Regions from separate parts of the Homo sapiens genome. Here all the other regions are linked to region 2. The links are chromatin contacts, found by Hi-C or POLR2A ChIA-PET in ENCODE. All regions are on one chromosome and are shown on one strand. Each heading gives the region's core, a stretch centred on a gene start or an enhancer-like site at or near the end of the contact. The rest is flanking DNA. Distances are from core to core; before and after follow the strand shown.

Region 1 (4,128 bases), core at 755-3,254, 1.4 Mb before region 2:
TTGCCTTGAAGTTATTTACTAAATCCATAGGTAGGCTAAAACTGTCCTTATTCCCTGTGGTTCTCTTCTGATTTGTAAAAGGAGAACAGAATAGCCAAAAACATTCAGTAAGACAGTCAAAAACCAAAACCGTAAGGCAAAAATAACAGCATGAAAAAGGACGGGGACCCTGGGAGAGCCCAAAGCAATAACAGATTATTCAAGTCCTTTAAAAAATATGAATTCTGGACAGGCGCAGGGGCTCACGCCTCTAATCCCAGAACTCTGGGAGGCAGAGGCGGGCGGATCACGAGGTCAGGAGATCCAGACCATCCATCCTGGCTAACACAGTGAAACCCCGTCTCTACTAAAAATTCAAAAAAAAATTAGCCAGGTGTGGTGGTGGGCACCTATAGTCCCAGCTACTCGGGAGGCTGAGGCAGAAGAATGGGCGTGAACCCGGGAGGCGGAGCTTGCAGTGAGCCGAGATCGCACCGCTACACTCCAGCCTAGGCCACTGAGCGAGACTCCATCTCAAAAAAAAAAAAAAAACGAATTCTGGGCCAGGCACAGTGGCTCATCCCTGTAATCCCAGCACTTGCGGAGGCCGAGACAGGAGGATCACTTGAGCCCAGGAATTCCAGACTAGCCTGGACAACAGGGCAAGACTCTGTCTCCAACAACAACAACAAAAAAATATATATATATACATATATATATATATATATATATATATATATATATATATATATATACACACACACACGTTAGGCGGGAGTAGTGGTCACACCTGTGGTCCCAGCTATTGGCGGGGCTTAGGTGGAAGGACCACTTCAGCCCGGGAGGTCGAGGCTTTAAGGAGCCATGATCATGCCACTGCACTCCAGCCCGGGCGACAGAGTGAGACCACGTCTCTTAAAAGAAAAAAAAAGAAAAAAGAATTCCATCACATATCAGTTCCTTGCCTCAATGCTATTTTTAAGAACTTTCCTTCCTGATAAAAAACTCGACCATACACACTGCCATGCTGAACACTTTAACATTTCCATCTTGGCCGGGTGCAGTGGCTCACACCTGTAATCCCAGCACTCTGGGAGTCCAAGGTGGGAAGATCGCTTGAGCCCAGGAGTTCAAGACTAGTCTGAGCAACATAGCCAGACCCCACCTTTAAAACAAAAAAAAAAAAATTCCATCTTCCCTCACTTCACACCACTTCAACATGAACCCTCAACTCCAGACGTTCCAATGCGCATCTTAACATTCTCAATCCAACCTTTAACTAAATTCTGATTCCTTTTCAAAGAACGCTCTCAAGATTCCCTCTAGTGTAAGCAGTTTCCCGAGCCATCTTCCCAAACACTAGCTTTCACCTAACTCAATCCCCAAAATGTCACACTGGACTCCTCACCCACAGCATCCTGCTAATTAGCCGTTCCCAACAGGTCCTCCGTTCCCGTCTCCCTTTTTGCGCACGATTACCTCGTTCCTCACAGAGTTGCCGCCTTAACTCACCCAACCCTTCAGGAGCCCTTATTGCCTGTCTCTCAAAAACGTTCCTCCCCATTTTTCCAGTCCCCGCTCGCCCCATACCAATATTCGACCACTCCTCCCCAGATTCCCCACGCCCTCTCTCCTCCAGGTTCTTCCGATACAGTCCCCCGGCCCCCCGCCCCTCAGGCCCCACCCGCAAGACCCCTCTCCCCCTCCGGCCCCTCCTCTAATGCCCCCCTCTCTTCTCAAGCCCCGCCCCGAGCCCCCCTCCCCGCGACTTTCCCTCCCACTCAGGTCCGCAGGTCATTTCAGCGACTGACCCAGCCGCCCCGGCCTCTTTCCGACCTGGCCGCAGCTGCTCTGGGAGCGAATCCTCTGCCGCCTACACTCCGGCTTCGTCCTGTCCTGCTCGCCCCCCGGCAAGCTCTTTCTCGCCGTCGCCGCCGCCGCCGCCGCCGCCGCCGCCGCCACCGCCCCTTTTGCCAACCCGGAAATGGATCTGCTCCCACCGTCCCCAGCGTCCGCGAACAAAATGGAGGCGGGGGAAAAAGGAGGAGAGAGCAGGGAGCGGAGAGATGCGAGACGCATGCGCCCCTGGGAAGCCCGCCCCCTGCCGGCCCACGTAAAGGCGGAAGCGGTTGAGTGGACGCCATCTTAGGAAGGTCACAGGAATTCCGCTTACCAGCTAAAAGCTGGGTTTGCAACTTTAGCTGCAATTGGAATCACCTGGCAAGATTTAAATACTATGATGCCTGGTTCCCACCCCTGGAAATTATAATTTAATTCTGGGGTGCAGCCTAGGCATCAGGAAATTGTTGCAGGTGATTCTAACGTGTTGCCAAGGTGGAGAACCACTGAGCTAAACAGTCATTGTTGAATATACTCCTTTCGTCTTTAATCCGCCGCACACACACACACCCTCCCCCCTAAATATCCTTCCTTAATCTCGAGTTAACGAAGAACCCGCCTCGGCCAACCTTGCAAAGGCCAAGTAGTCAAGCTCCGGTTGTCATGGCAACAGAGGCAGGCCACTGCTCACAAGTCATCATTTACGTCATCTTACCCACCTGACTCGAACACCGTCTCTTCTTTCTCGGGCTGGGGTTTCCTCCAGCTTCCAGGGCTATAGGATGGTGCTGTGGACCCCTCCAGCTGCTTGGGCCAGAGAGAGAAATCCTGTGCCCTCTTTGATGGAGCTGCTGTTAAACCCTGACAGCTGACTAAGTATCTCTCCCTAGTCCACCCAGAAAAGCGCTTTCCATTATAGCTTCAAAATACTCTTGGTTTAATTCCATTCCCAGCACAGAATCCGAAGTAAGGGGGCAAGATTGGGACTTAGTCCCCATTACTTACAAGCTGTGTGCCATTGGGCCTTAGCTACCCTATCTGTAAAATGGGTCTAATAGTGCCTGTCCCGTCTGTCTCATAGAGTTGTTGCAAAGCTGAAATCAGTTAATGAATGGGAAAACGTGATAGAGCATAAGTTGTTATTATTTTTGTTTTCCTTCTATTCTGCCATGAGTAGTACTAGGCACCACCCACTAGTCAAGTAAATGTCACATTGAGTACCTGCTAAACACCAGGAGATGGCTACAGAGGTGACTAAGACAGAGCCTCTGCCCTCAGGGAACTCACTACGTTGGTGGGCAGACTGGCATAAACAGCTAGCTGAGATACAAGTCAGCGTGTGATTAGTGCTGTGGGACGTCAGACAAGGGAGCAATTAATTCCTGCTAAAGAATGGAAGGAGGTTTCCTAAATGGTTTGGAGCTGGGCCTTGAAGGATGAATGGAATTTTATTATTAATCAGAGAAGGCAGGGAACACAGCAGGCATAGGGATCAAGGACACGAGGTAAAGATTTTCAGCTGTCTACATCCTGCATGGCCATACGTGGGGCGATGGAGCCAGGGAGATGGTGGGTCCAAACACCTTACCAGAGCCTCCCAACTCTTCAACCTCATCCCCTGCCTGTCCCCTCCTCACTCACTCTACATTATGAGGACCTGATTTCTATCACTGCAATGTACCCCATTCAGCAGTTCCCACCTCAGGGACTGTGTACTGGCTATCCTCCGCCTCTTCCTCATTTTTCAAGCCTTACTGCAAATGCTTCGTCCTCAGAGGGCATTCACTGCCCACTGTAGCTAATGTAAAGCCCCATGCTCTATCACACACTCTGTGATAAGGGCAGCCGCTGGGATGAATATAGGGACATCTCACCCAGACTTGGGGAAATAGTGATATAGGCTTCATGAAAAAGGTAAATGGCCCAAGTGCAGTGGCTCATGCCTGTAATCCCAGCACTTTGGGAGGCTGACAGGGGGGATCGCTTGAGCCCAGAAGTTCAAGACCAGCCTGGGAAACATGGTGAAATCTTGTTACTACAAAAATTACCCGGATATAACCGGGCACGGTGGCTCACGCCCGTAATCCCAGCACTTTGGGAGGCCAAGGCGGGCAGATCACCTGAGGTGGGGAGTTCGAGACCAACCTGACCAACATGGTGAAACCCCGTCTCTACTACAAATACAAAATTAGCCAGGTGTGTTGGCACATGCCTGTAATCCCAGCTACTTGGGATGCTGAGGCAGGAGAATCGCTTGAACCCAGGAGGCGGAGGTAGCGGTGAGCTGAGATCACTCCATTGCACTCTAGC
Region 2 (3,772 bases), core at 367-2,866:
GCCCGGGCAATAAGTATTTTTAAAAAGCCATAAGAACTAATAAGTGAATTTAGCAAGCCTGTAAAATAGAAGGTTACTATACAAAAGCACGTTCTTATCTATTAGTAGCAAACAATTGGAAAATTAAAATTTTTAAATTTTATTTAAAATAGCATCACAGGCCGGGTGCCTGTAATCCTTGCATTTTGGGAGGCCAAGGTAGGCGGATCACCTGAGGTCAGGGGTTCCAGACCAGCCTGGCCAACACGGTGAAATCCCATCTTTACTACAAACACAAAAATCAGTAGGTCGTGGTGGCGTATGCCTGTAATCCCAGCTACTCGGGAGGCTGAGGCAGGAGAATCGCTTGAACCCAGGAGGCGGAGGTTGCAGTGAGCTGGTATTGCGCCACTGTACTCCAGCCTGGGCAACAGAGTGAGATTCCGTCTCGAAATAAATAAATAAATAAATAAATAAATAAATAAATAAATAAATAAATAAATAAATAAAATAGCATCACAAAAAATACAACATTTAGAATAAATTTAACAAAAGATGTGCAAAACTTCTATTCTGAAAATTACAAAACAGGTCGGGCGCAGTGGCTCACACCTGTAATCCCAGCACTTTAGGAGGCCGAGGTAGGAGGATTGCTTGAGTCCAGGAGTTTGAGACAAGCCTGGGTAAGATGGCAAAACCCTGTTGCTACAAAAATAAAAATAGCCAGGCGCGGTGGCTTATGTCTGTAATCCCAACACTTTGGGAGGCTGAGGCGGGGAGATCACTTGAGGTCGAAATTCGAGACAAGCCTGAGCAACATGGTGAAACCCTGTCTCTACAAAAAATACAAAAATTAGCCGGGCGGGTGGCGGGCGCCTGTAATCCCAGCGACTTGGGAGGCTGAGGCAGGAGAATTGCTGTCCGGGAGGCGGAGGTTGCAGTCAGCTTCGACCGCAGCCTGGGAGAGCAAAACTCCTTCTCAAAAAACAAAAACAAAGGGAGAAGAAGAAAAAGAAAAAGAAAAAAGAAAAACATGCCAAAAACACATAGTAACTGAAGGGAAAGGAATCTGCCAGCTTCCCACTATGGGAAAATCTGCCACTGTGGAAGCTGGCAGATTTTAAAAGTTTGGCAAACGGAAGCTGATGGAATTTCGATTTGATGGTTTCTATTTAGCTTCGTAAAATAGGCCTGGCATAAGGGGATTTGCTGTGAGTCAAGGTCTGAGGAAAGCGCCAGTTTGCAAAGCCGTTTTGGAAAACTGGAGCGTGGGGGTGTGTGCAGGGTGAGGGGAGGAGGCCTAGTCTGGTCCACCTTAGGTCTAGCAGAGACTACGTGGAGCTTTGAGCCGAATGCCCTGGTGAGCTGCCATGGCAACACAGCCGTGGGCACAGGCCCACGGCAACCCATCACTGAACAGAGTTGTGGCGTTTCAACAGAGAGTCTGGGACATCAGGCAACGTGGCGACCCGAAGCAGCCAAAATGAGACCTCGACAGCAAAGGCCTCGACAGCGGAGCCCGGACCTTTGCAAAATCTGCAAGTAACGCCAACGTCACAAAGCGCGACCGAGCCCTGTACGTCATCGTTCCGCGACGCCGACGCGGTGAGATGACGCCCTCCCGGAAGTGACCTCTAGAGCGGTGGTGAAACTGGCAGTTGACGGCTCCTGGGACTAGATCCCGCGAGGTAGCCCCCGAACTATTTCTCTACGTTTTCTCTTGATCCTCCCGAAATCTTCCAGATCCGCGTAGTGAGGAATCGTCTCCACCGTCATGGGGGGCGGAGACCTGGTGAGTGGAGGGAGGCCTGGGCGGGGGAGGACTGAGGCCGGGACGGAAATTGGCAGGGGGTGGGGGTAGAGGAAGGAGTGGATAACCATGGCAACGCAGCTTTGCTTTCGCCGGGAGGAGGCCGTTGCCCTGAAGAGGGGATGGATCCTTAGGGCAATGGAGGGGTGGGACTGAGATTTGGGAAAGTCCGAGGTGTGTCGCGAACAGTGACAGGTGGTGTTTGCGTGTTTGTTGACTGCGGCTCTACCGGCTGTAAATTCTGGGAAGACCGGGGAGGGGGCGGATGGAGCCATGGCTAGGAAAGGAGGTAGATATGGAGGACGTGTCACCACACTTTGTTTTGTATATCTTGTCTTGCCACACACCTCTCTTCCTTGGGTGAGAGTTCAGAGTCATGTCCTGGACTGAAGTAGGGGTGGTTTGTGCCCCATTCTCCCTACCCTAAGCCATGCCCTGGGGTCGTTTTTTATTTTTTATTTTTTTGAGACGGAGTTTCTTGTTGCCCAGGCTGGAGTGCCATGGCGCGATCTCGGCTGACCGCAACCTTTCCCTCCTGGGTTCAAGCGATTCTCCTGCCTCAGCCTCCCGAGTAGCTGGGATTACAGGCATGCGCCACCACACCCGGCTAATTTTGTATTTTTAGTAGAGACAGGGTTTCTCCATGTTGGTCAGGCTGGTCTCGATCTGCCGACCTCAAGTGATCCGCCCGCCTCGGCCTCCCAGAGTGCTAGGATTACAAGGGTTAGCCACAGCGCCCGGCCCTGGGGTCCTTTTTAAGCCTGAAGGGATCTTCCTGTCCATCTTTCTGACTTCCACACCTCCTTCAGTGCTGGATTCTGATCTGTAGTGGCAGAGCTTGCTTTTGAATTCATACCACTTAATATAAGTTATGTGGCAATGTCTCTTAAACTGAAACGTTCATTTGTAAAGCGCTAAGGCCCCAAATAGGGTAAATGTACCCACAAGAGCATGGGGCAAGGTTGGGAAAATGCTAGCCTCCGGAAAGTGGAGCTAATTGAACCAGCAAGTAGATCAGCTTAGCCGCCTGCCCAGTAAACCTATTAGTTTGTCATGTGTTCTCAATCACAGTGAGTGCCAGGACTCCATCTAGTTTCATCCAATTTAGTGTATTCTTCACATAACTGCATTTAAGGACAGGAAAGCTCTAATCCAGGGTTTCTCAACATTAGCGCTCTTGACAGTTTGGCCTAGATAATTCTTTGGGGGTGTGTGGTAGTGGTGGTAGTTGGGCTGTCCTGTGCATTGTAGAATGTTTAGCAGCATCACTGGCCTCTAGCCACTAGACTGGAGCTATCCACTAACACCCGTCTCCACCAGTTGTGACAGCCAAAAATGACTCCAGAAGATTTTCTCCCTGGGGAGCAAAATAATCTATGCTTGAGGCAGGGAGGACAAGATGGGAAGGGTTAGAGGGAGAAAGAGGGAGGGAGTGAGGGAGGAAGGACGGAAGGATGGACGGATGGTCAGACCAACTGACGGACTGACCCACAACCAACCAACTGAATGACCTGACGAAGGGGAGAGGCAGGACAAGGAGGGGAAGAGAAAAGGAAGAAAAGGGAGCTCTCATTGACCGAACATTTTCCACATGCCAAGTACCTTGTGGACATGATCTTATTTTCTTAATTGGTCTCCTGGTCCTCTCCAGTCCATTCTCTTTTCTTTTTTTTTTTTTAAGATGGAGTCTCAGCCAGGTGCAGTGGCTCATGCCTGTAATCCCAGCACTTTGGGAGGCAGAGGCGGGTGGGTCACGAGGTCAGGATTTGAGACCAGCTTGGCCAAGATGGTGAAACCCCGTCTCTACTAAAAATACAAAAATTAGCTGGGAGCAGTGGCGGGCGCCTGTAATCCCAGCTACTTGGGAGGCTGAGGCAGGAGAATCGCTTGAACCCAGGAGGTGGAGGTTGCAGTGAGCCAAGATTGCACCACTGCACTCTAGCCTGCGTGACAGAGCAAGACCTCGTCTCAAAAAAAAAAAAA
Region 3 (4,020 bases), core at 1,521-4,020, 1.1 Mb before region 2:
CAAATAAGACTTTTAGTTGATATATCATTTAATTTATTTTAATCTGTAAGTCTCTCCCCCTCTTTTTTTTCCTTTTTTTTTTTTTTTTTTTTTGAGACAGGATCTCACTCTGCTGCCCAGACTGGAATGCACTGGCACGATCACAGCTCACTGCAGCCTTGACCTCCCGGGCTCAATTGATCCTCCCACCTCAGCCTCCTGAGTAGCTGGGACTATAGACACACCACCATGCCCAACTAATTTTTGTATTTTTTGTAGACCACGGGGTTTTACCATGTTGTCCAGGTTGGTCTCGAACTCCTGGACACAAGCCTTGGCCTCTCAAAGTGCTGGGATTACAGGCGTGAGTCACCATACCTGGCCCCAGTTTTATTTGTTAAGGGAATTGGGTGTTTGTCCTAATTTTCTTCATTCTAGACTTTGCTGACTATATCCCTGGGGAATGTATGTTATGCTATTTTGTGTCCTCATCTTTTCATATAACTTAGCAAACATTCCCCATACTGCCACAGGGTTTTCACAATCTGTCCTAAATGGCTTCATACTATTCCATCCAGTGGATATACTGTAATTTTTTTCTTGGGCATTTGGTTGCTTTCAGTTTTTCACTACTATAAATATTGCTGGAATGAACATCCTGACACATTGCAGCTTTTCCTGTACATGGGATGACTTCCTTAGAATATGCTACCAAAAGTGTAATTATGGCTCTGAGGCAAGAAGAATTTTTCAGCTTCTTGGCACACAGTGACAAGTGTTTGTCCAAGGGTTTGTATGTCCCCCAGCACGAAATAAGAGAGCTGTCACTCACTCTGAATAGTGCTTAGGGCTATTCACAGCTGAAGAACGTTTGGGGAAGATATGATAATTATGAGGGCCAAGAGAGAAGGAGAAAGATGACAACAGGGACTCCCGCTAAATAAAGCAGAAAGTGATCTGCAATTTACCACAAACCTAGAGTGAGTCAGAACTCTGTTCATTCCTATTGTGAAAAAAAAATCCTCGATAACAGGAGTTATTAATAGTGCATGACATGTTCAGTAATCTTTCTGTTAGACTCTGCATTAGTCAGAACCTTATTTGAGACGTGGACTCAGTCTGGGTCACTGAACTTCATAGAGATGTCAGGAAACTGACCAAGATCCAGAGGGATCGATCAACTTGATGGAGGATGAAGAATCCCAGAGAAAAATCAAAGGAGTCAAGCAGGCACACTTCGGAAAAAACAGAGACACCTTTCTTGCCTTAATGCTGGGGAGGTTTCTGTGAAAAGAACAACACTGGGTTTGCTTATGTCTGCAGAAAGATGACTATAAGGAAAGGCACCTCCACAAACCAGGAGAAACTTCCACAGGACATAGGCAGAGCTATTTCAGACTCAGATGATTATTTCGATCTTGGAATGAGCCCTTTTGGGGCCATTGGCCCTGGAAATATTGAAGAAGCTGCCTGTTCTGCTCTGGGTGGTTCAAATACCCACCTGCCTGGTGACCACTAAGTGCCTCTGGGGGTCCCACTCCAGCTGTGTGACAACTGTTTCCTGGCAGCCCCCTGGGGAAGGAAAGGTAGGTGTAGTCCGAGTAAAGTGCTCCGCAGTTTCCCTGGGCTAGCCTTTTCCTTCCTGTTCCCTCACTTTCAGTTCAGGGTGCCATGAACTGCCATTCAGAGTCAGGTTGGCATGCCATGACATCATCTGACCTTGCTATTCCAGCCCTGCCCTGCATAGAGTGGACTTAGAAAGAAGCTGGGTAAGGAGTTGAAACTACCCAGACAAGACCTCTTGGTGACATGGAGAATGGGAGTAACCGAGGAGACCTCAAGAGCCATTTAGTTCAACCTCCTACAGTAATATTAAGTAGATTCCTACAATGCAACAGGTGCTTTACATACATTCTTTTGGGTTCCCACAACCTTGGAGGTGGGGTTTCACAGGTGTGGAATTGGAGATTAAGACAAGTAATTTGCCCAGGGTCACACTGCCAATAAAGGAGGGCCTACCCCATGTCTACCAGGCAGTAAAGTCTGTGCCCTTGCCTTTAGACGATGCAGATGTGAAAACTGCAGACCAGAGCCTCTCATTCAAAGCCACACAAGCTGACCTGAGACAGAAACTCAGGCTCCTTACTACTGATGGAGGAATCTATGATACGTAGCCTCTTCTCACGTCAGGTGCGGGGCGGCCAAGGATGTGGCCCGGTCCGGGGCAGCCTGGGCCAAGCGTGACTGAGAAGGAGAAGGCAGGCTCCGTTCCGGGCCCTCCAGACCCTCATCCCAGCCAATGTTGTGAAAAGCGCTCTCCCAGGAGGGCCCAGCAGGGCAAAGGGCCGGGCTAGTCTGTTTCTGGAGGAGCCAATCTGGGGCCAGGGCGGAGGCAGCCAGGTGCAGTGGAAAAATCCTGCAGTTGGGGTCAGAATATTTGGGTTTCGATCCAGTCTAGGACCCAGCAAAGACCTACAGAAAGTTACTTACAAGTCCGAGTCTCCTCATCTGCAAAACTGGGGCACGGATAAAATACACTTGAAGGGCACAGAAGCAAAAGTTGGAATTGTTACGCACCAAAATTCTATCATCCGATCTGACCATCACGTCACGGTACAACTTCCAACCGTGCGTCCCCGAAGAGGCCGGGAACGGAGCCCAGGAAAAACTACAACTCCCAGGAGGCGTCGGGAGGGCCGGCCCGGAGCCAGCGGAAGAAACTACAACTCCCAGAAGGCGTCGGGCGTGCCGGCGCGGGGCGGTGACGTACGGGGACCGGCGCGGAGCGCTGATTCGGCCGGAGCTGCCAGCGGGGAGGCTGCAGCCGCGGGTTGTTACAGCTGCTGGAGCAGCAGCGGCCCCCGCTCCCGGGAACCGTTCCCGGGCCGTTGATCTTCGGCCCCACACGGTGAGCCCGGAAGGAACCAAGAGGCCCCAGGGCTACGGGAGGGGCGGGAGAGAAGGTGGGGGCTGCTGGGGAGGCGCCCCGGGCTGGAGAGACGGGGGCAGAGGGAGTGGGGGGTGGAGGGAGTGCATCAGCCGAGGGGGTGCATCGGCTGGGGAGGTGGCCAAGGAATAAAGTGCGAGCGGGAGGCCGGGGGTGGAACGTCGGGAGGAGCGCCTCGGCTAGGGGTGGGAGGCGGGGAGCGGCTCGGCTTCGGGGATAAACGTTTGGCTGCCTCCAGGGCTGGGTGAACGCGTGGAGATGGCTGTGGGGTCCCGGACCGGACCGGGTTCCGAGTGCGAAGACCCAGGCTGGGGAACAGAGCGGGACCCCTCCCCCCGGCCCCGCACCCGAGGTCTCACTCAGAAAACCCCAACAACAGTGAGGACTCCGCCTCTTCGCTCCTCCTCTCCTGTGCTTAGTGCGGGTTCGCCTGGGCACTCGCTTTCCGCTCCTACCGCCCTCCCCCAGTCGGGGTGGCTGGGCCAAAGTTGAGAGGTTATCAGCTGTGGTCCTGCAGCTTGGGGGGTGGGCGGAATGGACATGGCATTGTGACGTGCTGCCCCGGACTCCCCGTTGGGGTCCCCATCCAGGCCTGGATGTTTTGTGCTCCTCTTCCAGAAGACAGGAGGTTTGCTGTTGTGAGGGCTGCTCTTTCCTGGGGGAGGGAATGGGAAGGGCTCACCTGGTGGCTGCCCTGGTGGTGCTCAGCCTTGGCTTGAGTGTCTGGCATACTGGCTGGGCCCGGATATTTGTATGTGGAGCCAAGAGGGTGGGGCGGGAAGGAGGGGGAAAGAGCTACCAGCAAAAAAGTGGTTAACACAACAGAGTTGCTGCAGGCTCTGGTTTGAGGCAGGTTATGAAACCACATCAGGGCCCAGCACTAAGCAGCCACCTGCCAGCTATGGCAGCAGAAGTTTTCGGCTCAACTCCTGTAGACCTAGTCGACCTCTGCCAGCCTCTTCTCTCTGTTTCTCCCCATCTAGGGTAGGGGCCAGTTGGTTGTTTTACTAATGGAAGTGATATGTATCCATAGTCACACGAAAGTCTCAAGAGTGTTTCCTCATTGCCAGTCTTTTTGTTAGTTTATTGATCTC

What was found. A loop is a pair of places that touch in the nucleus more often than their neighbours do. ChIA-PET counts read pairs that join two places held with the same protein, here RNA polymerase II (POLR2A). Pooled maps may share reads with other maps.
Region 1: a loop to region 2 is called in a pooled map, with 5 times the contacts of the local background. The contact joins the promoter of WIPF2 here to the promoter of CWC25 in region 2. A Hi-C loop is called at or near these places in 1 of 50 pooled maps. POLR2A ChIA-PET finds 5 or more read pairs at or near these places in 2 of 52 experiments (T-cell and naive thymus-derived CD8-positive, alpha-beta T cell).
Region 3: a map of CD8-positive, alpha-beta T cell shows a loop between it and region 2 (18-fold over the local background). The contact joins the promoter of ORMDL3 here to the promoter of CWC25 in region 2. A Hi-C loop is called at or near these places in 2 of 168 maps with a recorded cell type or tissue (CD8-positive, alpha-beta T cell and dorsolateral prefrontal cortex), 1 of 37 single-sample maps with no recorded cell type and 12 of 50 pooled maps.

What each region holds. Positions count from the first base shown.
Region 1 is chr17:40,217,180-40,221,307 of GRCh38, reverse strand. It overlaps WIPF2 (WAS/WASL interacting protein family member 2), which reads right to left and starts at 2,004. Exons shown (of 8, transcript NM_133264.5): 1 at 1,816-2,004. RefSeq lists enhancers at 1,385-2,163, 2,064-2,173, 2,614-2,663.
Region 2 is chr17:38,823,165-38,826,936 of GRCh38, reverse strand. It overlaps CWC25 (CWC25 spliceosome associated protein), which reads left to right and starts at 1,616. Exons shown (of 10, transcript NM_017748.5): 1 at 1,616-1,771. The coding sequence starts at 1,754. It overlaps MIR4727 (microRNA 4727), which reads right to left and starts at 1,099; the gene lies at 1,045-1,099. RefSeq lists an enhancer at 2,277-2,908.
Region 3 is chr17:39,926,351-39,930,370 of GRCh38, reverse strand. It overlaps ORMDL3 (ORMDL sphingolipid biosynthesis regulator 3), which reads left to right and starts at 2,770. Exons shown (of 4, transcript NM_139280.4): 1 at 2,770-2,887. It overlaps LRRC3C (leucine rich repeat containing 3C), which reads right to left and starts at 2,639. Exons shown (of 4, transcript NM_001195545.2): 1 at 2,557-2,639. LOC124903999 (a long non-coding RNA gene) reads right to left here and starts at 3,651. Exons shown (of 2, transcript XR_007065750.1): 1 at 3,609-3,651; 2 at 3,369-3,443. RefSeq lists enhancers at 2,294-2,905, 2,906-3,516.